Linked DNA regions of Homo sapiens: regions 1 and 2 are each linked to region 3. A link is a loop called in an ENCODE intact Hi-C map of the cell type or tissue named here. Cell type or tissue: IMR-90. All regions are shown on one strand. Each heading gives the region's core, and the rest is flanking DNA. Links, peaks and the distances in the headings are about the cores only.

What was found. Hi-C counts contacts between places; a loop is a spot of excess contacts. Peaks named below come from ENCODE experiments on the same cell type or tissue, not always from the same donor. Only the 100,000 strongest peaks of a DNase experiment are listed, where the experiment ranks them.
Region 1: it touches region 3 in a loop (2.5-fold over the local background); 13 of 110 quality-filtered maps call a loop at or near these places.
Region 2: a loop joins it to region 3, with 6 times the contacts of the local background. A loop is called at or near these places in 103 of 110 quality-filtered maps.

What each region holds. Positions count from the first base shown.
Region 1 is chr9:131,225,089-131,232,214 of GRCh38, forward strand. NUP214 (nucleoporin 214) reads left to right here. Exons shown (of 36, transcript NM_005085.4): 33 at 3,072-3,243; 34 at 5,542-5,681. Among named protein-coding and RNA genes, the nearest start is that of FAM78A, 48 kb to the right of the region's middle. RefSeq lists enhancers at 1,720-2,719, 2,720-3,718. In IMR-90, for the core only: no CTCF peak of the experiment used is centred there; a DNase peak (open chromatin) is centred at 4,103.
Region 2 is chr9:131,323,861-131,330,986 of GRCh38, forward strand. LOC105376299 (a long non-coding RNA gene) reads left to right here and starts at 1,010. Exons shown (of 4, transcript XR_001746959.3): 1 at 1,010-1,779. RefSeq lists an enhancer at 6,267-7,126. In IMR-90, for the core only: no CTCF peak of the experiment used is centred there; a DNase peak (open chromatin) is centred at 3,351; H3K27ac peaks cover 312 bases.
Region 3 is chr9:131,175,542-131,182,667 of GRCh38, forward strand. It overlaps NUP214 (nucleoporin 214), which reads left to right. Exons shown (of 36, transcript NM_005085.4): 23 at 1-80; 24 at 2,770-2,869. Among named protein-coding and RNA genes, the nearest start is that of NUP214, 54 kb to the left of the region's middle. In IMR-90, for the core only: a CTCF peak has its summit at 2,931 (motif pointing right); DNase peaks (open chromatin) are centred at 2,930, 4,300 and 5,100; H3K27ac peaks cover 1,589 bases.

The DNA of each region.
Region 1 (7,126 bases), core at 1,405-6,404, 50 kb after region 3:
CCCATCTCTAAAAGAAAAAAGGAAAATCACACCTAATTCAGACACTGGGTACAGTGGCTCACGCCTGTAATCCCAGCACTTTGGGAGGCCAAGGAAGACAGATCACTTGAGTCCAGGAGTTTGAAACCAGCCTGGATAACATGGCAAAAACCCGTCTCTACAAAAAAAAATAATGCAAAAATAAGCCAGGCACGTTGGTGCACACCTGTAGTCCCAGCTCCTCGGGAGACTGAGGTGGGAGGATCAATTGAGCCTGGGAGGCAGAGATTGCAGTGAGCCAAGATTATGCCACTGCACTTCATCCTGGGCAACAAAGCAAGACTCTGTCTCAAAAAAAAGAAAGAAAATCTGACCCTTTTATTTGTCTAGTCTTAGAGAAAATGTATGCCCCAACTTTTCATAGTAAGTACTTATTTGCCCCATGAAACTAATACTTAGATTGAGGCCTCGAATAGAGAACAACTATCTTTCAGATACATAAGATGAGTGAACTAGTAACCATAAACATCAAAGTGAGGGCAGGGGAAAGGCCACTCCCCCTCATGTTTCAGGACTTCATCTCTCTGCTGCAGAACTCGTATTGGTTCTGGGAGAGCTTTTTCTATTGAAAGAGGGGACTGGAAGTCCCGAGCAGAAGGAAGGGCTGCTGTGAATAGAGGAACTGCCTTCCTGTCCAGGCATCAGGGCACTTTTTGCTTTAAGAGAGATTTTAAGTTGATGATTTGGATGGGTCTTTGAAAAATTCCAAAAGTATCTATCCTCCCTTCAGTAAAATTGCATTATAAAATTATCCTGCTGGAGGTCATCCGGGGAGAGGACAGGAGGAAGGTGGGATGGACTGAAGATGGCCTTGCTGCCCACCATGGTCAGTGGTCTACACCCTGCTGTCTCGCTAAAGTGTTAGATTTGGAGGGAGGCAGGCAGGGGATGAATGATGGGGAAGATGAGAGGTGGGCGTTTGAGTCGCACAGACCTTGTTCCAGTCCCAGCTCTAGCACCCATCAGCTGGCTGAAGTTGGGACAAGTGGCATATTCTCTAAGTCTCAGTTTCCTCCCCTGTGATGTAAGGATCCCAGGCTTATTGGGAAGATTTAAGAAAACTGCTGTGAAGCACCTGGCATATAGTGGGCCCTCAATAAATCAGAAAGTTTATCATCATTGATTATTAGAAAATTTGTTTCTTCTGGAGAAGAAATTTATGAAAATACGGCAACTGATAAAATCAAACCCCTCCTGCCATCAGGAGAGAGTTGCCTCTTTAAGCCAGAGTGACTGTTTTCTTCCTGTTTAATTTGGCTGTGACCCAGGTGTGTTGTTTGGGGGCTTTTTCTCTCTGTGTATATTTAACCGCCACCCCTCCCCTGTCCAGTTTATTTTCTGTATCATCATGACTTCCCATTTTTCACTCACCTTCCACCAAGAAGTCTAAGCAATATTGATACAAGGTACTAGATAGCGCCCTGCATGTCTAGGAAGAAAGTGTAACTAGATCTGTGATCAGTCTTAAATAATTCAACTGTAAGGGTTTTTTAGCACTTTTTTTTTTCCAGTCTGTTATATTTATAACCCAACAGTCTCCATTATCATGGCTTGGAATTTCACTCAGTGTTTTAACATGCGGAATGTTAACCCAAACACGAGCCTTAGCAAAAAAGTATCTTCTCAGTTGTGCAGCCTACCACTGTTAATGGCAAATAGGCACATGAGTGAATCACAAAATAACAGTTAACTGAGGGATTCAGCTGACAACTTTTCATACCCAGGATTTGATCTTTCCTGATTCAGATGGCAGAAGCTTGTGTTGTGATTACATAAACAATAAGAAGTCTGGATTTCATCCCTCTAACAACAGATTGACTTTCTGAAAGGGGAGAAAAGGCTTGTCGCTAGGCCACCATTACTCCCGCTAGCACGCAGTTCATAGGCCAACACTCACCTTAAGAAGTACTCCCTTTAGAGGGTGCTCCCAGTTAGAGCACATTTCTTATGCCATTCTATTCCATTCATTCAAGAAGACACTCACTGAGTGTCTATTCTAATACTTTAGAATGATTTCAGCAGTATCTTGGAAGTTTGGGAACCCGCATCAGGAATAGCTCAGGAGAGGATGTTTTGTCTTCCTGCCTGACAGGCATCACCAGCAATCAGAGTAGGGTGCCCTGTGCGTGACCTGACCCTTGTCTGTGTGGCCACCTGTGTGGTGCTGCCCTCTGGCAGCCTGAGCCCACTGGGCAGCAGTGTTGGCAACGTTGCAGAAGGCATCTGAACTCTAGGGCTGTCCTCACTGTTGACTTATTATTTTATTAGATTTATGCAGCAGCCTGCCTCCAAAGAAGAAATTTGGTGTGTTTTTTCATTGGGAAGTAATTCCAGACTGCAGGAAAAAAGCATTTAAAAAAAAAAAAACAAACCTCCACTGAGCGAGAGAAAGGGAGACTCTGATGAGAGACGTAGGAGCCATCAGGCTGTAAATAAATAAAAAGCACCTGGCTGGGCGCCAGCATACACGTCTCTGTCTCTGCTATGACCCAATTCAGGGATTCTCCCTGAGAGGAGGTTTTGAGCCTCTGATTTTATAATTTGGGTTTCTATGAAGCTGGATGTCTTGCCTGTGTACTGATAAGTAATATAGTCTGTCATCTTTTGTCAGCTAGGTAGGGATTGGAGTTTTTGAGAATGGTTTTTCACTCCAAACAGCTCAGAGGACCTGGGAGGGGTGGAAGGTGCACCGAGTGGGCTCTTGGAGGTCTGCTCACACGGCTTCACAGTGACTTCACAGGGTCTGCAGGAGCTCTCCTGAGTGGACCCCAGAGCCCTCTGCTAGGAATGGAGGGGAGTGGTTTGGTTTGAGGGCTTTTGTTTTGTTGTTTTCATTACTATTTTCTTGATAGAAGGGCGGGGGGGAGGGGGGGTGTTGCCCTTTACTCTAGTTCTTGCATTTGAATTGCTAACATCCTCTTTTCCCTTTTTTCTTCCTATTTTGATTTGGTTTCTCATTGCTCAATGTCTTCTCTTCCTGTCTCCTCCTTTCTTTCTCCCTATTTCTGTTTGTTTGCCTCTGTTTTGCTCAGGTGGCTTCGGTGCTGCTCCAGTGTTTGGCAGCCCTCCTACTTTTGGGGGATCCCCTGGGTTTGGAGGGGTGCCAGCATTCGGTTCAGCCCCAGCCTTTACAAGCCCTCTGGGCTCGACGGGAGGCAAAGTGTTCGGAGAGGGCACTGCAGCTGCCAGCGCAGGAGGATTCGGGTAAGCCCCCTGGGGAGGGCCCTTGGGAACCCACACGCCAGCCAAAAAGCACTAGGGGCCTGTACTCTTGCTCTGAAAAGAAATTTGACCATGAGGTGAAGGCCCCTCCCTTGAAATTTGTGAACAACTCCCTCAAGGATTCCTGTACCTCTCCAGGGTAAGACTCATTTCGTTCAAGCCAGGCTTTGTTGAATTCATGGTGGACCTCAGCTGTGTTGCTGTTCCCTGGTATGAGAAATGCTGGTCATCAGAGCCCCTGTTCTCCTGCTGGGGCTAAAGGAAGGCACCAGCCCTGCCTTAACTACTGCTTTGTAGCCAAGAGGTGCCCCGGTGTGGAGCTTCTGTTAGGAAGTCCTCAATGAATGGTTTTCACCAGATTCTTTCCTCTTGGGATTATTCTGTGTTAGACCCGTTGTCCTTGAACAAACAACTCCCTGTGTCCCCTGCTCCCCTGCAGCCCCCCAGAGTGAGTATTCAGTTGCACAGGTCCTCCCGTGGGAAGATCCTGGATGATCAGGGATTTCGAAGCTGCTCTCATTGCCTCGTGTGCGTCTGCACTGGAAAAGGCCATTTTTAGGGAGTCGCTTTTAAGGGCAGAATTTCAGTGTGGTTGCCAAAACCCCAAGGGAAAAAAACCTTCACCACACCACAACATCCCAATTTAAAAAATGTACACGGGATGACTACCAAGTCTCTTGTTCAAAGGAGGTGTCGATGCCTGAAAGGAGTTCTAAAACGCCTCTTGCCGCAGTACTGGGCTCAGCATGAGCTGAAGGTTTGGGGGAGGGGAGATGATTTTGTCTAGGGGAATTGTTGAGATACTTGGATCTGAGTCTTGGCAAGATGACAGCATCTTTATCTTGAAAATAAACTATAGTATGTTCTTACTCACACCCTTCCCCTCCGTGCAAGATGCTGGAGCGCAGCAGCAGGAGTGAGAGGGTTGGCGTGCTGCTTCTCCTGTTTCACGGGAGACTGATGCCTTAGGTTTGCCCTCAGGAAACCCCAAGAATTAAAGTTAAGGAAAGCTTTGAAAGGACAGTTAGAGACCCACTTAGGCTGGTATTCTCAGAGGTCTTAATGGATGCTGTTCTCTGCAGTGATGAACCAGCACACAGTACCACAGAGTTGGTAGAAGGTTTGGGTTGGCTGGGTATCTTGTGAATTGATTTATTTATTTGAAACCAGCTGTTTTCTTTACTAGTAGAAAAGTATATTCTGCCTTGGGGCGGCTCTCACACAAATCCCGATTGGCTGGTTAGTCAGTCCTAAAAAAGGTTAATGCCAGGTCAGTTATTAAATCTCCATAAGAGCCCATTACCTTCTTCCAGGTCCCTGGCCATGAGCCTGTCTCCGACCCTGAAGGGCAGGCTGTTGCTGATGAGGCCCAAGGCAGGAGGAGGAAGGGAGCAGGCCGCTCCTGGGAGAAAGTCCAATGAGAGCAGATCCCTTGGCCACCTTTGTATGGAAAGAGCCTTGACCTCACCATTAAAAGTGAATAGAATGGTGGGAAGGCAGAGTTTTAGATACTTTTTCTTGCTTTGGGGTTGATTCTTGCCCCCAGGTGCTGCCCCTTCTCCCAGAAACCACTGATCCGTTTCCCTCACCTAGTCACCTCCAGACCCCAGAAGCTCTCCCCAACCCAGCCGAGTTCCTCTGCAAACAATTCAAGGGGCTCTGATAGGTCACACAGTGCCACCTTGTGTGCTGGACCATATCTGGAGGGAGAACTGAGTGAGGGGGCACAGGGGATTGTCTCCAGGTGGGGCGAGCAGGGGAAGGAAAATAGTGGCCACTTTTACATTGGTTTGGGTAGTAATTATTGATTCAGGAAGCAAATACAAAATCCTGAATGAAATGACTTGGAAAAAGTAAATAGAATCAAGATCCCAAGAGGAGCTGAAGATAAATAAATGGGAGCAGGATGTGGGGGAATGGTCGGTAAGTGAGAAATGCTAAAATGATAGAATAAAGCTTAAGGATTGTTGGAGGTAGAGCAGGAACTGTGTACTGCATAGTTCCCAAATGCCCTGGTGTTCCAATGGGGGATGGAAACTAAAACACTGGCCAGGTTGGATTTCATACTGTAGTCCTGCCATTTTTCTTCCTAGAGCAGAGATAAAAGTTGGCCCTGGGCGATAGCTCATTCTCTCTGAAAGGCTGCTAGTTAGGCCCAGCCTGTCACCCTGGATCATGAGTGTCGTGTGTATTGGGACTTACAGCAGGGGGCTGAGGCTTGCAGATGGGCAAGTGGTGAGAGGCCCCACTGACCTCAGTCTGTTTCTCACTGGAGCGCAGGTTTGGGAGCAGCAGCAACACCACATCCTTCGGCACGCTCGCGAGTCAGAATGCCCCCACTTTCGGATCACTGTCCCAACAGACTTCTGGTTTTGGGACCCAGAGTAGCGGATTCTCTGGTTTTGGATCAGGCACAGGAGGTAAGCTGCCACAAGTTCTCCCCTCACAAGCAAAATGGGTCCCTCTTGCCTTCTCCCCCAAAGAAATGAGTATGTTTTACCTGACCAGTCTGTTTAGTATTTTAAAAGCTGACTGGGCACGTGGTTCACGCCTGTAATCCCAGCACTTTGGGAGACCAAGGCAGGAGGATCACTTGAGCCCAGGAGTTTGAGACTAGCCTGGGCAACATGGCAAGACTCCATTCTCTACAAAAAATGTTAAAATTCGCCAGACATGGTGGCACACACCTGTGGTCCCAGCTACTCGGGAGGCTGAAGCAGGAGGATCACTTGAGCGCTGCAGTGAGCTGTGATTGCACCACTGCACTCCAGCCTGGGTGACAGAATGAGACCCTGTCTCAAAATAAATAAATATGTAACATACTGAAAGTGGTTGAAACATATATATATATATATATTTTTGAGACGGAGTCTCGCTCTGTTGCCCAGGATGGAGTGCAGTGGCACAATCTCGGCTCACTATAAACTCCGCCTCCCGGGTTCACGCCATTCTCCTGCCTCAGCCTTTGAGTAGCTGGGTCTACAGGCGCCCGCCACCAGGCCCGGCTAATTTTTTGTGTTTTTAGTAGAGATGGGGTTTCACTGTGTTAGCCAGGATGGTCTCCATCTCCTGACCTCATGATCCACCCACCTCGGCCTCCCAGAGTGCTGGGATTACAGCACCTGGCATATATATTTTTTTTTAGGTTTTAGTTAGACTTAGAACACTGTGTCATTTCTTACCAAAGAAATTACTGTCTTGATTTCCTCTCAGGATTTGAGAAGCCCAAAATAATAATGGTCTTACTAGGCCTTGGTTTAAAAAATCTAAGCCAGCAGACTCAAAAAAAAAAAAAAAGGCATAGAAACTTCACAAAACATCTTGCATTTGTTTAACACTCTGCTTCTTCAGATGGCAGAATATGTGTCTTCCATTTTGTTCTTGCAGTAAACTGACAAGGCACAGAATTTAGGTATCATTACAATTGTACCCGTGAAGAAACAGAAACTCCAAGGAACTAAGTGTTAGCAGTTAGCAGTAGAACCAGGCCTAGAATCCAGCCATCTTGCTTCTCTGGCCCCCAAAAAGAAGAGGAAGCAAATGGATGGAAAAACAACAACAGCAAAAAAAAAAAAAAAAAAAAAAGGTTTTCCTAATGAATGGATCTATGTGGTCCAGTACAGCTGAGAGGCCAAGCCAGAGACCCTCTGCCTACAGCTGGGGCCGAGGAGGGAGGAAGAACCCTAAAATACCAAGAAGATAACTCATAAAAAGTAAAGGATTTTTTCTGCCTTCTGGGGGATCTGAGTAGCTCCAGAGGACAAACTCAGAATAAAGGGGCTTCTGTGTGTACCTTTCCTGCCTTCCTGTAGGTGGTGGAGGCACGGAGGGCTTCCCACAAGAAGCACAGAGGAGGGCAGACACT
Region 2 (7,126 bases), core at 1,416-6,415, 150 kb after region 3:
CGCATGCCCAGCCCCACAGTCCGCCCTTCCTTTGTCAGGGATCTGAGGTGTGCAGAGCCCCACACCTGTGCCGGTCAGCAGCTGCCATGTAGATAGTGGGACCCTGATGCTGCACAGAAGGTCCCTGGAAGCAGGTGGCCCCTCTCAGGATGCGTAGAATACAGCAAAGGCTTTAATTATTTTTTTTAAATACAGAAGCTCAGGTCCCACCTGAAGAGGTTTGGGTGTAATTGGTGTGGGGCGTGGGCTCCTCACGGGGATTGTTTTCCAAGCTTCCCAGGTGATTTCAGTACAGCCAAAGTTAAGAATCGATCCTGGAGCCGGGCACGGTGCCTCATGCCTGTAATCCCCGCACTTTGGGAGGCTGAGGAGGGTGGATCACGAGGTCAGGAGATCGAGATCATCCTGGCTAACACGGTGAAACCCCGTCTCTACTAAAAGTACAAAAAAATTAGCCGGGCGTGGTGGCGGGTGCCTGTAGTCCCAGCTACTCGGGAGGCTGAGGCAGGAGAATGGCATGAACCCGGGAGGCGAAGCTTGCAGTGAGCCGTGATCCTACCACTGTACTCCAGCCTGGGCAACAGAGCGAGACTCCGTCTCAAAAAAAAAAAAAAAAAGAATCAATCCTGGGCCAGGTAAGCCAGCTCACACCTATGATCCCAGCACTTTAGGGGGCCAAAGCCGGAGGGTCCCTTGAGTCCAGGAGTTCAAGACCAGCCTGGGAAATATAATTAGACTCATAGCAAGATCATGCAGCTGCAGTCAGCCATGATGGTGCCACTGCACCCCAGCATGAGCAACATGGCAAGACCCCATTTCTACTAAAAATCAAAACATAGCCCAGCATGGCGGCATGCACCTACAGTCCCAGCTACTCAGGAGGCTGAGGTAGGAGGATTGCTTGAACCCAGGAAGTTGAGGCTGCAGTGAGCCATGAATGCACCACTGCACTCCAGCCTGGGTGACAGAGCAAGACTCTGTCTCAAAAAAACAAAAAACAAGAATCAACCTAACCTCCAGGCCCCTCAGGTGGAAAGGCCAAGGGAATCCATCCAGGTATAGCCCAAGGCTCTGAGTCCGGGAAAGGATGGGGTAGTTTGTAGGGCAAAGGTCCTTCTGCCTCTGACCTGGTTCCTGGATAGCTTTGCCAAGAGGGGCCAGGTCAGGTCTCTCACGGGAGGGATCAGCAGCCCCTCACTCTTCAATGATCACATTCAAAATCTACGTGGGGGGTTGTGTTGAGATCTCAAAGGGGAGAAGGAGGAAGCCTCCATGCACTCCAGGGGGAACGGAGACCCTCAACCTTGTTCCATCTCCCCTTCCTTCCTGCCCCAAACCCAAGCAGCTGCAACATTCCACTCCACGCCCAGCAGGCACGGGGTCCGGCTAGGATTCTGTTTCTTGGGAGAGACGGGCCACGGGACTGCGTCCTGGTTTTCAGGGGCCTGGGGCGCCTGACTCTACCACCCGCGCTGTGGAGGCCGAGGCAAGGCTCGCCTGCAGATATGGGCTTGTGTTTGTTCTGTTCCTGGAAGACATGCGCTGCCACCGAGTCACTGGGCTTTTGACTCAGCTGTGTTTCCTCCTGCAGATGAACCCAAACCCAGGCTTTGGAGTCAGCAGAGCCAGCTGGGGCATCAGCCTCCCACTGGCGTCTGTGTGACTTTGGGCAATTCTCTTGACCTCTCTGAGCTTCGGTTTTCGGTCTCTCTGAAATGGGAGGAACCAACTAGACCAGCGTCTCAATCCCTGGACTCAAGCCTTGGACATCTCAAGTGGGTGAGTCCTTTCCCTTTTTGGCTGCAGAGTTGGAGCTGGGCTTCGGTTACTTGTAACCAGCACAGCTGAGTGCAGGTGGGTTGCTCTCTGCAAATGGCTGTGGAAATGAAGTGTATGAGCTTTAACCAGGGTGGGACTCAGAGGGCTCATGGGGTAACGGGCTGTTCCCCACTCCACACCCAGGAAAGGGGAAAGCCCAGTGGCCCCTTGCATTCTGGCTTCAAGTCCCTGCACAAAGCACAGTAAGAATAGCTCCCACTGATGGGAGCCCACTAGGCCATTGTTGACACTTCCCCGAACTCTCCAAGTGGGCTGTTATCATCTCGGCTCGCTAAGCAGAGTCAGGAGGTGGCTGAGCTGCAATTCTTGCTAAGAGACCACAGAGGTCCAGAAGTGGATTAATCATAATCTTTGGGTCATCACAACTCTCATTAATGAGCCATGCTGCTTTAGGTGTTTGCTTTTAAGATGGTTTTTTTGGCTCACGCCTGTAATCCCAGCACTTTGGGAGGCCGAGGTGGGTGGATCATGAGGTCAGGAGATCAAGACCAAGGTGAAACCCCGTCTCTACTAAAAATACAAAAAATTAGCTGGGTGTGGTGGCGGGCGCCTGTAGTCCCAGCTACTCGGGAGGCTGAGGCAGGAGAATGGCGTGAACCCGGGAGGCGGAGCTTGCAGTGAGCCGAGATTGCGCCACTGCACTCCAGCCTGGGCAACAGAGTGAGACTCCGTCTCAAAAAAAAAAAAAAAAAAGATGGTTTTTTGTGCTTTTTTTTTTTAAGAGATGAGGTCTCCCCCTGTCACCCCTGCTGGAGTGCAGTGACACGATCCTAGTTCACTGCAATCTCAAACTCCTGGGCTCAAGCAATCCCCTGACCTCAGCCTCCCGAGAAGCTACATTGAGTCTCTAGATCAGTTTATGAAGAACTGACATCTCTGTAATATCAGGCTTTCCTGTCCTTAAGAATGGGTTATCTCGGCCGGGCGTGGTGGCTCATGCCTGTAATCCCAGCACTTTGGGAGGCCGAGGTGGGTGGATCACGAGGTCAGGAGTTCAAGACCAGCCTGGTCAAGATGGTGAAACCTCGTCTCTACTAAAAATACAAAAAAATTAGCCAGCCGTGGTGGCAGGCGTCTGTAATCCCAGCTACTCAGGAGGCTGAGGCAGAGAATTGCTTGAACCCAGGAGGTGGAGGTATAATTGCCTGCCTAATTCTTGCCTACGTTTCATTATACTTATTCTTAGGTACTTATTATAATTTTCATACTCTTGTGAACATTATCCTTTTTTTTTCAAGGATATTTTCCAATTGTTTCTTCCTGGTATACAGAAATGAAATTAGTTTTTGTATATTTTTCTTATATCTAGGTATCTTGCCAAACTCTCCCTCTGGGGTTCCATATAGCTGGTAGTATCTGAAAATAATGTGTTTTATTTTCTCTTTCCCAATCCTTATGTTTCGAATTTATTTTTTCTAGTCTTAATGTTAGAGTGGAAGCTCCAATACTCTGTTGAACAGAAGTGATAATAGCAAACAGAACATTCTTGTTTCCAGTCTCAGAAGGAATGCTGCTAATGTTTATCCTCCCATTTCCGACTTGCCAAGAGGCTTAATCACAAATTTATGTGAACTTCTAAAAATACTTCCTCAGCATCTATTAAAATGATCCTGTAGTTTTTCCTCCTTTCATCAGTTAATACGATAAGTAACACTGATAGACTTTTCTTTTTTTTTTTTTTTGAGACGGAGTCTTGCTCTGTCACCCAGGCTGGAGTGCAGTTGCACCATCACAGCCCACTGCAGCCTCAAACTCCTTGACTCAAATGTTCCTCCCACTTCAGCCTCCCAGGTAGCTAGGGTTACACGAGCATGCCACCATTCCAGGCTAATTTTTTTTTTTTCATTTTTTTAGAGACAGGAGTTTCACTGTGTTGCCCAGGCTGGTCTCAAACTCCTGGCCTCAAGCAGACCTCCCACCTCAGCATCCCAAAGTGCTGGGATTACTTGGTGTGAACCACCATGCCTGGCCCCACCCTTTCTATTATTGATAATGCTTTTAAAGTATAAGACAACTTTGCCTCATATCAAAATATATCTTTATATCTTTTTATATATATATATAATAGATAGATAGATAGATAGATAGATAGATAGATAGATAGGCTAGGCGTGGTAACTCACGCCTGTAATCCCAGCATTTTGGGAGGTTAAACGGGCAGATCACTTAAACTCAGGAGTTGGAGAGCAGCCTGGGCAACATGGTGAAACTATGTCTCTGAAAATTATTTTTAACCTTTTTGGATCCTTAAATTTTTGGTGAGCTCTCTTTTTGTGTGTGTGCAGATCTCTTTTAAGCTTCATCAATCTGGAATTTTTTTTTCCTACCCAGTCTCTGAATCTCTTACTTATTGATTTACAGACAGGGTCTCAGTCTGCCACCCAGGCTGGAGTGCGATGGTGCAATCACAGCTCACTGCAGCCTCCACCTCCCACTTCAGTCCCCTCTGTGCCTGGGACGACAGGCATGCACCACCATGCCTGGCTAATTTTTGGGTTTTTTGTTTGTTTTGTTTTGTTTGAGACAGGGTCTAGTTCTGCCACTCAGGCTGGAGTGCAGTGGCGTGACACAGCTCACTACAACTTCTGCCTCCTGGGCTCAAGCAATCCTCCCATCTTGCCTCCCGCGTAGCTGGGACTACAGGCATGCGCCACCACACCCAGCTAACTTTTGCAATTTTTGTAGAGACAGCGTTTTGCCATGTTGCCCAGGCTGGTCTCGAACTTGTGAGCTCAAGCAATTCACCCGCCTCAGCCTCCCAAAGTGCTGGGATTACAGGCATGAGCCCCCATGCCCAACCAGTTTTTTGGTTTTTGTTTTGAGACAAGGTCTAGTTCTGTCACTTAGGCTGGAGTGCAGTGGCATGACACAGCTCACTGCAATTTCTGCCTCCTGGGCTCAAGCAATCCTCCCGTCTTGCCTCCCACGTAGCTGGGACTACAGGCATGCACCACCACACCCAGCTAATTTTTGCAATTTTTGTAGAGACGGCATTTTGCCATGTTGCCCAGGCTGGTCTCAAACTCGTCAGCTCAAGCAGTTCACCTGCCTCAGCCTCCCAAAGTGCTGGGATTACAGGCGTGAGCCACAGTACCCAGCCAGTTTTTTGGTTTTTGTTTTGAGACAGGGTCTCGCTCTGTCACCCAGGCTGGAGTGCAGTGGCACAATCTCAGCTCACTGCAGCCTCGACTTCTGGGGCTCAGGTGATTCTCCCACCTCAGCCTCTTGAGTAGCTGGGATCACAGACGCACGCCACCATGCCCACCACGCCTGTGGCGGTGTTGCTGTGGGAACCTGGCCTCTGACCTCCCAGCCCACTGATACCTGCCAGGCCAGACCAGTTTCCTCCTCTCAGGACCTTTGGTTGGCCACTGCCCTGGGCCCAGATCCCACCTCTGTGCCCAGCACCTGACCACCCACGCTTTCTTCTTCAGCCACTGTGGAGCGGCTCACATTTCTTGATTTATCTCCTGTTTGAATTGGGGAGGGGGCCGTTTCCATGAACTCTCCTTTCCGTAAGACCAACAATGCTTCAAAAAATATGCTCATCCCGGGTCAGGTGGAGGGAGCAGGTGTGTCCCTCAGGGCTCCCACAGTCATGACTCAAAAGCTGAGGCCCCTGAAGCACTGAAATCTGAGCCACTCATGTGCAACTCAAAGCCGGTGCCCCTCCGCTGTTTCCCAGGCTTCTCACTGTTGGGTGACTCTGCTGTGACACCTTAGGGGCTGGTGATGTGTCGGGAGCTGTTTCCCCCCAAGCTGAGGGGCGTGGCTGGCTTTGTTTCTAGAGTCCTCCCGGTCCCCCTCAAAAGCCTCCCTGCACCAGCCTTGCTCCCAGACCCTCAGAAGTATGTGGTGCTGTGGCCTCTGCGTGCCTCGCTGGGCTGAGCCGGCACCACCTTCCCCGTCTGCTGCTTCTGGTTTACCAACGGCTGGAAAGACAAGGCTCCAGGCTCGAGGGTTTGTGCAAAGGGAAGTGGAGTCTACACAGGGTCTGGCAAGCTCCTCTGTGATCAGGGGGACCTTGGAGGGCATGGCACAGGCTGCTCTTTGCATCTTGCCTTGGCCATGAGTGGTTCATGAATCCATTTGAAGGCATGAAAATGTGGCACCAAGAATGCACATGTTGAGGTCAAACAGCCTGGGATCCAACCCTGTTCTTCTGCTTAGGCTGGTGTGACCCTAGACAAGTGATTTCATTCATCTAAGCCTCGGTTTCTTCATCTGTACCATGGGAATAACAACTGTATCTTGTTCTCAGAGTGCTGATGAGGATTGAGTGTGCTTATCCATGTAAAGAGACTGGCTATGCCTGCTGTTTATTCATTTACTTATTTATTGAGATAGGGTCTCACTGTGTCACCCAGGCTGGAGTGCAATGATGCAATCTCGGCTCACTGCAACCTCCATCTCCTGAGCTCAAGTGATCCTCCAACCTCAGCCTCCAGAGTAGCTGGGACCACAGACATGCGCCACCGTGCCTGGCTAATTTTTTGTATTTTTGGTAGAGATGGGGTTTTCAGGGAAGGTCTCGAACTCCTGAGCTCAAGCAATCCGCCCACCTCGGCCTCCCAAAGTGCTGGGATTACAGGCATGAGGCACCATGCCTGGCCACCTGCTGTTTAATTAGTGCTAAGTGTGTGTATGTGTGAGTGTGACTGTGTGTGTGTGTGCGTGTGCGTGTATGTGGCCCACAGAGAGAGTTTCAGCAGTACCCACCAGGGCCAGCTCTATACTAAGCCCTTGACACACACTGCCACATGAAGAAAGAGCTTCCAATATCTATCATTAAGGATGAGAAAATTGAGACTCAGCAAAGCTTACTGACTTTTCCAACATCCAACCCAGCCACCTGATTTGTGTCTCCAAATCCTCAACCACCCACTATCAAGCCTGACTCATCAAGTATTGCACGAGGGAAATGGATTTTCTACAAAATAAGAAAACCCAGGCTGAGTAGTGGCTCACACCTGTAATCTCAGCACTTTGGGAGGCCGAGGCGGGTGGATCACGAGGTCAGGAGATCGAGACCATCCTGGCCAACATGGTGAAACCCTGTCTCTACTAAAAATACAAAAATTAGCCAAGCATGGTGGTGCGCGCCTGTAGTCCCAGCTACTCGGAAGGCTGAGGCAGGAGAATCGCTTGAACCCGGGAGGCGGAGGTTGCAGTGAGCCGAGATCACACCACTTCACTCCAGCCTGGTGACGAGCGAGATTCCATCTCAAAAAAAAAAAAGAAAGCCTGAGCCTTCAGGCCTGCATTCTGGCTCGTTTATTCTTTCACC
Region 3 (7,126 bases), core at 672-5,671:
TAGTCCTTCCCACCCCATCTCAGCCCCGCAGGCAGCTGCCGCAGCAGCACTCAGGCGGCAGATGGCCAGTCAGGCACCAGGTAAAAGCTGTAGCCCCATACCTGTACAGAGGCTGATTATGAGCTGTCTGAGTCACAGGCCAGGACAGCAGGTGGCAAGAAACAGTGGGCGCTCTTTGGTGCCCTTCAGAAGAGAAGATTGATGTGACAGCCCTCTCCCCTTTGTGGAGAGAGTTCTAAGAAAGCAGAGACTAGGTCTGAAAATCTTTGCTTTTAAGGGGAGGGATTAGAACTGCCACATTTAGTTAAGGTGGAAATCAGTGGGGTTTGTTTTTTTTTTTAAACAAAATTGCTAATCCTACTTTTGAATAATGTCTGCTTAGAGCCCTAAAATTATAACCTTTGAAATTCGATCATCGAATAACACTAGCGTCATCTCTTAGTATCTTACAGATTGCAGCTACCCCAAGAGGTAGGTATTTGAATGGCTATTTTGGCTGGGCATAGTGACTCATGCCTGTAATCCCAGCACTTTGGGAGGCTGAGGTGGGAGGATCACTTGAGGCCAGGAGTTTGAGACCACCCTAGGCAACATAGTGAGACCTCATCTCTAAAACAAAACAAACACAAACAAACAAAAAGAATGACCATTTTGTGTTTGAGTAATCTGAAGTTCAGAGAGGTGAAGGTTATCCCACCAATAAGTAGCAGAACCCAGACTCTAACCCTCTGCTCTTTTTCAGTTGAGCATTTTTTCTTCTCCAACTATATCTTGCATGAAGCTTTTTTTTTTTTTCTTTTGAGACAGGGTCTCACTGTGTTGCCTAGGCTGAAGGACACTGGTGCGATCACGGCTCGCTGCAGCCTCCGTGATCTCCCGAACCCAGGTGACCTTCCCACCTCAGCCTCCTGGATAGCTAGGACTACAGGCATGCACCACTACACCAGGCAAATATTTAAAAAATTTTTGTAGAGACAGGATTTCACCATGTTATCCAAGCTGGTCTCAAACTCCTGGGCTCAAGTGATCCACCCGCCTCTACCTCCCAAAGTGCTGGGATTATAGGCATGAGCCACTGCTCCTGACCAAAGCTTTTTTTTTAACATTGTAAAATTTAACTTTTACAGAAGGAAGCGCTAATAAGTCAGTTAGCACTTAACATTTCGTCAGTGGCTTGTCATTATCCCAAACTTTCTACTACTTTCTACGTTAATGTACATTGTACATTAGGATTTTACAGTCTGCGTAGTTGGTCTCAAGGACTTCAGTTATCACTAGTTATCAGTTTTATAAGCTAGTAGTTCTCAACTAGAGGCTGCCCCCACTTCCCTGTCCTCCACCCCTGAAACAGTTGGCAGTGTTGCTGGCATTTAGTGGGTAGAGGCCAGGAATGCTGCAAAAAAAAAATCTTTAAAATGCATAAGACACCCCCACAACAAAGGGTTATCTAGCCCCAAAATGTCAGTAGTGCCAGGGTCAAGAAACAGATATAAGCCAAATATTTTCATTTTAGCTGAGTAAAATTATTTTTTAGATGTATCACTGCTTACAACACTTATCAATTTAGAGTTTTTTTTAAAGACTAAAAAGACATAATAGTTTGATTTAGGAAAAAAGAACTAACATTAAACAGTGATAAGTCAAAAGATTGTAAAGAAAAATTCAAATATTAAAACCTTTATTAAGACATCTAACATATATATTGAAGAACAAAACAAAGATAACTTTTGAGGTACCTTTGGGCTTTCTAAAAATAGAATTCTTTGATCTCTTTAAATATTACTTGGACCAGGTAGAATCTTGCCATTGTGCTGAACAGGCCTGAAATCAAGTTGATCAAGTCAATGATCTGTAAAACGTTAAAATCTATTAGGATTGAGGATTGTTCCACTCAGCAGAAGGTGGTGTGATCTGTATTATCATGTTGGATGCAAAAATTTCTAAGGTATAGGCACCTTTGAATATGAAATATGAAAGATGTGCAGTCGTGGGCAAGATGTTCTGGTCACTTCTTTGAAAGAGGGAATAAAAGAGAATTAACTACAGGTCTGTCATTCTGCTTGTGATAACCACTTTCACCTTGGCCAGTGATGCAGTTAGTAATGAGCCACAAGCTTTGCTCAGGCTTCCTTAATTGCTAATTATAGAATGTCATTAAGTCTTTTGGGATACAATTTACAATTATAAGACGAAAGCTGATGAGGAGGTGTCAGATATATGCCTCTTAGTCTCTTCTCCCATTATTGTCCAAGCTCCATTTTCCACATTTTATTCATTATGCCTTTCTGTCTCACTAGGCCATGAGTTTCTTTAGAGAAGAAACTATAGATACATTTTGTATTCGCAGCCCCTAACACAGAGCCTGGCACATAATAAGCCCATGTTAAAGAAAGACAGTGAATGAGTGGCAGAAATCCTGAGTCTAGATGCTGTTAATCCTCTAGCTCAAGCTGCCCTTTTCCAGGACAGACCAGCAGTGTGGCAGGTGTCTCAGCTCTGTGTAGAAAAGCTGGCCAGAGAATTCTTTTCCCCTACTCTAGTACATTCGATTCAGTTACAGGAAGCCTTGTTCCATCACCTGTGTTAATGGAGTAGGCCAGGTGTTCCTTTGAACACAATGCTGCAAGAACTACCTAGAGTAGATTTCCTTCACATGATAAGGCTCTAATCTGCTTGGGCTCATGTCTTGGTTTTTCATTTATATGTGGCTAGAACTTTTTATCCTTTGCTGGAATTAATATGGTGTTCTCTCTTCTCTGTTTAAATTAGCTGTAAACACTTTGACTGAATCAACGTTGAAGAATGTCCCTCAAGTGGTAAATGTGCAGGAATTGAAGAATAACCCTGCAACCCCTTCTACAGCCATGGGGTATGTTCTGACTGCAGTGTGTTTCAGCCCCTGGCTGCTTCTGTAGTAGCGGTGGACTGCCTGCAGGGAGCAGCAGTGCCACTGTCACAGTCTGGTTTTCCTGCACCGCCTTAGGTTATAAGGGGGGTGGCGGCTAAGCCTGCCTACACAATGCATTTTCAGGAGACTGTCCTTTTTAACTGGCCGGTGACAGTTGCCTCACAAACTTTTAAAGTTTGTCTTGATGCTGTATGCTCAGTTTCTGTTTGCCATGTGTAAGTCTCTGTGTGGTACACATTAGGTGTGCAGGTTGATTTTTTTTTTTTTTTTAATGCCCTAGGGGTTCCAGAGTTGATGCTTTGGGTCTCATGCAGACTTGATTCTGGAAACTGTAATCTCAAGGGTGACACTCTCCTCCCTCACTTCCCTTCTCCAGGCATTTCTGTTCTTCCCATTTCTTTTGCTTTTGTATAAAAGACAGCACCTCTGTTTGGAGACTTTAGCTTCTCTGCCATGCCATGTTTGAGGGCTGGATTGTTGCTGGTGGAGCTCACTTGTTTTTTTGGTGGTGGTGGTGGTTTTGTTGTTGTTGTTGTTGTTGTTTTTTGTTTTTTGTTTTTTCTTAGACAAGGTCTCACTCTTGCCCAGACTGGAGTGCAGAGTGCAGTACGATCATGGCACACTGTAGCCTTAACCTTCTGGGCCCAAGCCATGCTCCCATATCTGCCTCCCAAGTAGCTGCTGGGACTACAGGCACATGACACCACACCCAGCTAATTTTTTAATTTTTTGTAGAGATGGAGTTTTTGCCATGTCACCCCAGGCTGGTCTCAAATTTCTGGGCTCAAGTGATCCTCTCACCTCATCCTCACAAAGTGCTGTGATTATAGGCAGGAGCCACTGTGCCCAGCCTAGCTCATTTGTCTTTAGTCCTCATCTGTGTTCGGAATTCAGGGTGCTGACTCCCTCCCGCTGCCCTGGGCAGGTTCGCAGAACATGCCTGTGCCCTGCTTTGCCCTGCATATTTTGTGACTGTGATCCCTTTAGACCAACCACCATCCCCTGTGGCAAAGGGAAGAGTTGAGGGACATTTCCTCACTTGGAACATGGGGATCTTGAGGACTAGTATCAGATTTCAGGGAGTTAGTGTCTGGTACCCATGATTAGTCTAGCAGCAAGAAGGGCAGCCATAGACCTTGTGGTTCTCCACAGCGTGCCCACCCTCTGCCATTGCACAGAGCAGATCTGCCCACGGTTCTGTTTTCCCTCTCTCAAGTGGCCCTGCCTCACTGGTCCGCTGGCCTCTTTTTTTCCATGTTGTTCTGTTTATCAACACTGCTTGTTTGAGGAATTTTTAGTTATCTCAGGGCCATACTAACAGCCAAAAAACAAGCCTTCTCTATTACTATTTTGTAGTGACCTCGGAGCCTTGGTATGCTGTTTAGACCAAGATGGTATTTGTGGTTGTTGCAAGCTTTTCAAGGGAAAGAACTATGCATTAGAGTTTGGGAATTGTAGCCAGATTCCCAGCATAGGGAAGGCAAGGCAGAATGTTACATAAGATGGGAAAACTCAGCATATGGTACAGGAAGTATTGTCTAGTGTTTCTGAGATATATTAGGTGCTAACCATGTATGAGAAGCACCTTTTGGAGATTCCACTTCTCCTTTTCTCAAGCTTCATTTCCCTAAATGGTTCATCTGAGCTGATCTTTGATGAAGGGTTTGTTCAAGGAGTAATTTTGAGTCTACTCTTTCTGACAAAAAATCTCAGACAACTTAAGAAATCTTGAAGAAACTTTCTGTTCCATTCTCCACAGAATTAGACTCTGGTATAATTATTTCATGTGTATGCCCAGCATGGTGCCTGAAATGTAGAAGCATTCCTTTCAATAATCATTTATTGAATAATAGGTAAACTCTACTCCAAACATAAATTGAAAAGTGAAAATTGGTGTTTACTGCCACCCCTCCCCAGGAAAGATCGAGAGAATATGTTCATTGTAAAATGACTTGCTTTCAGATTCTTTTATGTTTTATTTTTAAAATTATTTTCAGCCAGCTCTCGTGGAACAGATTCTTTTAAACAGTAGTTTCCTAAGTGTATTTTAAGTATTTAATTTTGCAGTTAGCTTTTTCTCAGTGGTATCTACAGAAGATTCATCATAGGATGAGCTTACATATTTCTGCCATTGGTGTACTTTATGTTCATTGGCCTCATCCATTCAGTTCGTTGGAAGAGTGTTTATCTGGCGCCAACCCACAGCTATTCAAATTCCTTTGCAGTGCTCCATCGCTTGATTCAGCAGATTCTTACACAGCGTCTGCTGTGAGCATGATACTGCCCTGGGTACTAGAGATAGGGTAGTTGAATAAGACAAACCAAACAAGAAGACAGCCGGGAAACTGCCAATTACACAAACACTTATTTTGGTGTGCATTCATTCATTTATTCATTCTTTCAACAAATACTTAATGAGCATTTGTTGTATGCCACACAGTATTCTTAGGAGCTGGAGATAAACTACCTGTTTTGTTGTTAACAAAATAGACCAAAAAAACTAACAGACTGATTGTTTGGAGAGACAAACAATAATCAAAATAAATAAGTAAAATATGTAATATATTAGATGGTGATATGGTGTGATGGAGAAAATTAAAGCGGGGGAAAGGTTAGAGAGTATTGTCTGAACATGGGTTATAATTTTAAATAGGGTGGCCAGGGAAGGCCTTCTCAGGAAGGTGACCTTTGAATGAAGAGAGAAAGGCCACACAGCAGGTCTCATTAATATCTCGGAAGAAAGCTCCAAGCACAGGGCCTGTAGCAGGAGCGTGTCTACAAGTTGAAGAGCGAGTCAGGGGGGACCTCTGGTGACGAGAGTAGAGGGAACAAGAGGAAGAATGCTGGGGGAGTAGGTCAGGAAAGACTGTTGGTGGACAGTGTCTGTTTGAGTCCCTGCTTTCAGTTCTTTTGGGTATGTATGTAGGAGTGGAATCGCTGGATTACATAGCTCAAACTGGTTTACAGAGGTGCTGCACCATTTTTCATTCCCAACAGCAATGTATGGGGGTTCCAGCTTCTCCACATCCTCACCAACACTCATTATTGACTATCTTTTTGGTTATAGTCATCCTAGTGGTATAAAATGGTATCTCACACTATCAGTGGTTTTGATTTGCATTTCCCTAATGGCTGGTGATATTGAGCATCTTTTCACGTGCTTATTGGCCAGTTGTATCTTTGGAGAAATATCTATTTAGTTCCTTTGCTCCATTTTAAAATTAGGTTGTCTTTTTATTTTTGAGCTCTAAGTTTCTTTATATAATCTGTATTCAAGTCTCTCATCAAGCATATGATTTGCAAATATTTTCTCCCATTCTTTGAGTTGTTTTTCACTTTCTTGTTGTGTCCTTTGACACGAAAATTTAGTCCAGTTTATCTATTTTTTCTTTTGTTGCTTGTGCTTTAGGTGTCACATGTAAGAAACCATTGCCTAATCCAAGGTCATAAAGATTTACACCGATGTTTTCTTTGAAGAGTTATGTGGTTTTAGCTCTTATATCTAGGTCTCTGATCCATTTGGAGTTAATTTTTGTAAATGGTGTGAAGTAGAGATCCAACTTCATTGTTTTGAATGTGGATATCCAGTTGTCCCAGCACCACAACATATCTTTTCCATCCTTTTATTTCAACTTATTTTGTCTTTATATTTAAAATGGGTTTCTTGTAGCACAGCAATGTGAATGTACTTAGTATCACTGAACTACATGTGCACTTAAAAATGGTTACTTTTAAGATGGCAGATTTTGTTAAGTGTATTTTACCACAATAAACAAAAATAATTTAAAAAAATAAAATGGATTTCTTATAGATTAGGGGTCCCCAGCCCTGGGCTGCAGACCAGTACCGGTCTGTGGCCTCTTAGGAACTGGGCCACACAGCAGGTGAGCGGCAGGCAAGTGAGCATTACCACCTGAGCTCCACCTCCTGTCAGATCAGCGGCAGCTTTGGATTCTCATAGGAGCATGAACCCTATTGTGAATTGCACATGCAAAGGATCTAGGTTGCATGCTCCTTATGATAATCTAACTGAATAAAATATAAAATTATAGCCTGATGATCTGAGGTGAAACAGTTTCATCCTGAAACCATCCCCCTCCGCTGTCCGTCTGTGGAAAAAATTGTCTTTCACAAAACCAGTCCCTGGTGCCAAAAAGGTTGGGGACCACAGTTGTAGACAGTATATAGTGGGCCTTAGCTTGCTTTTTTTTAATCTTG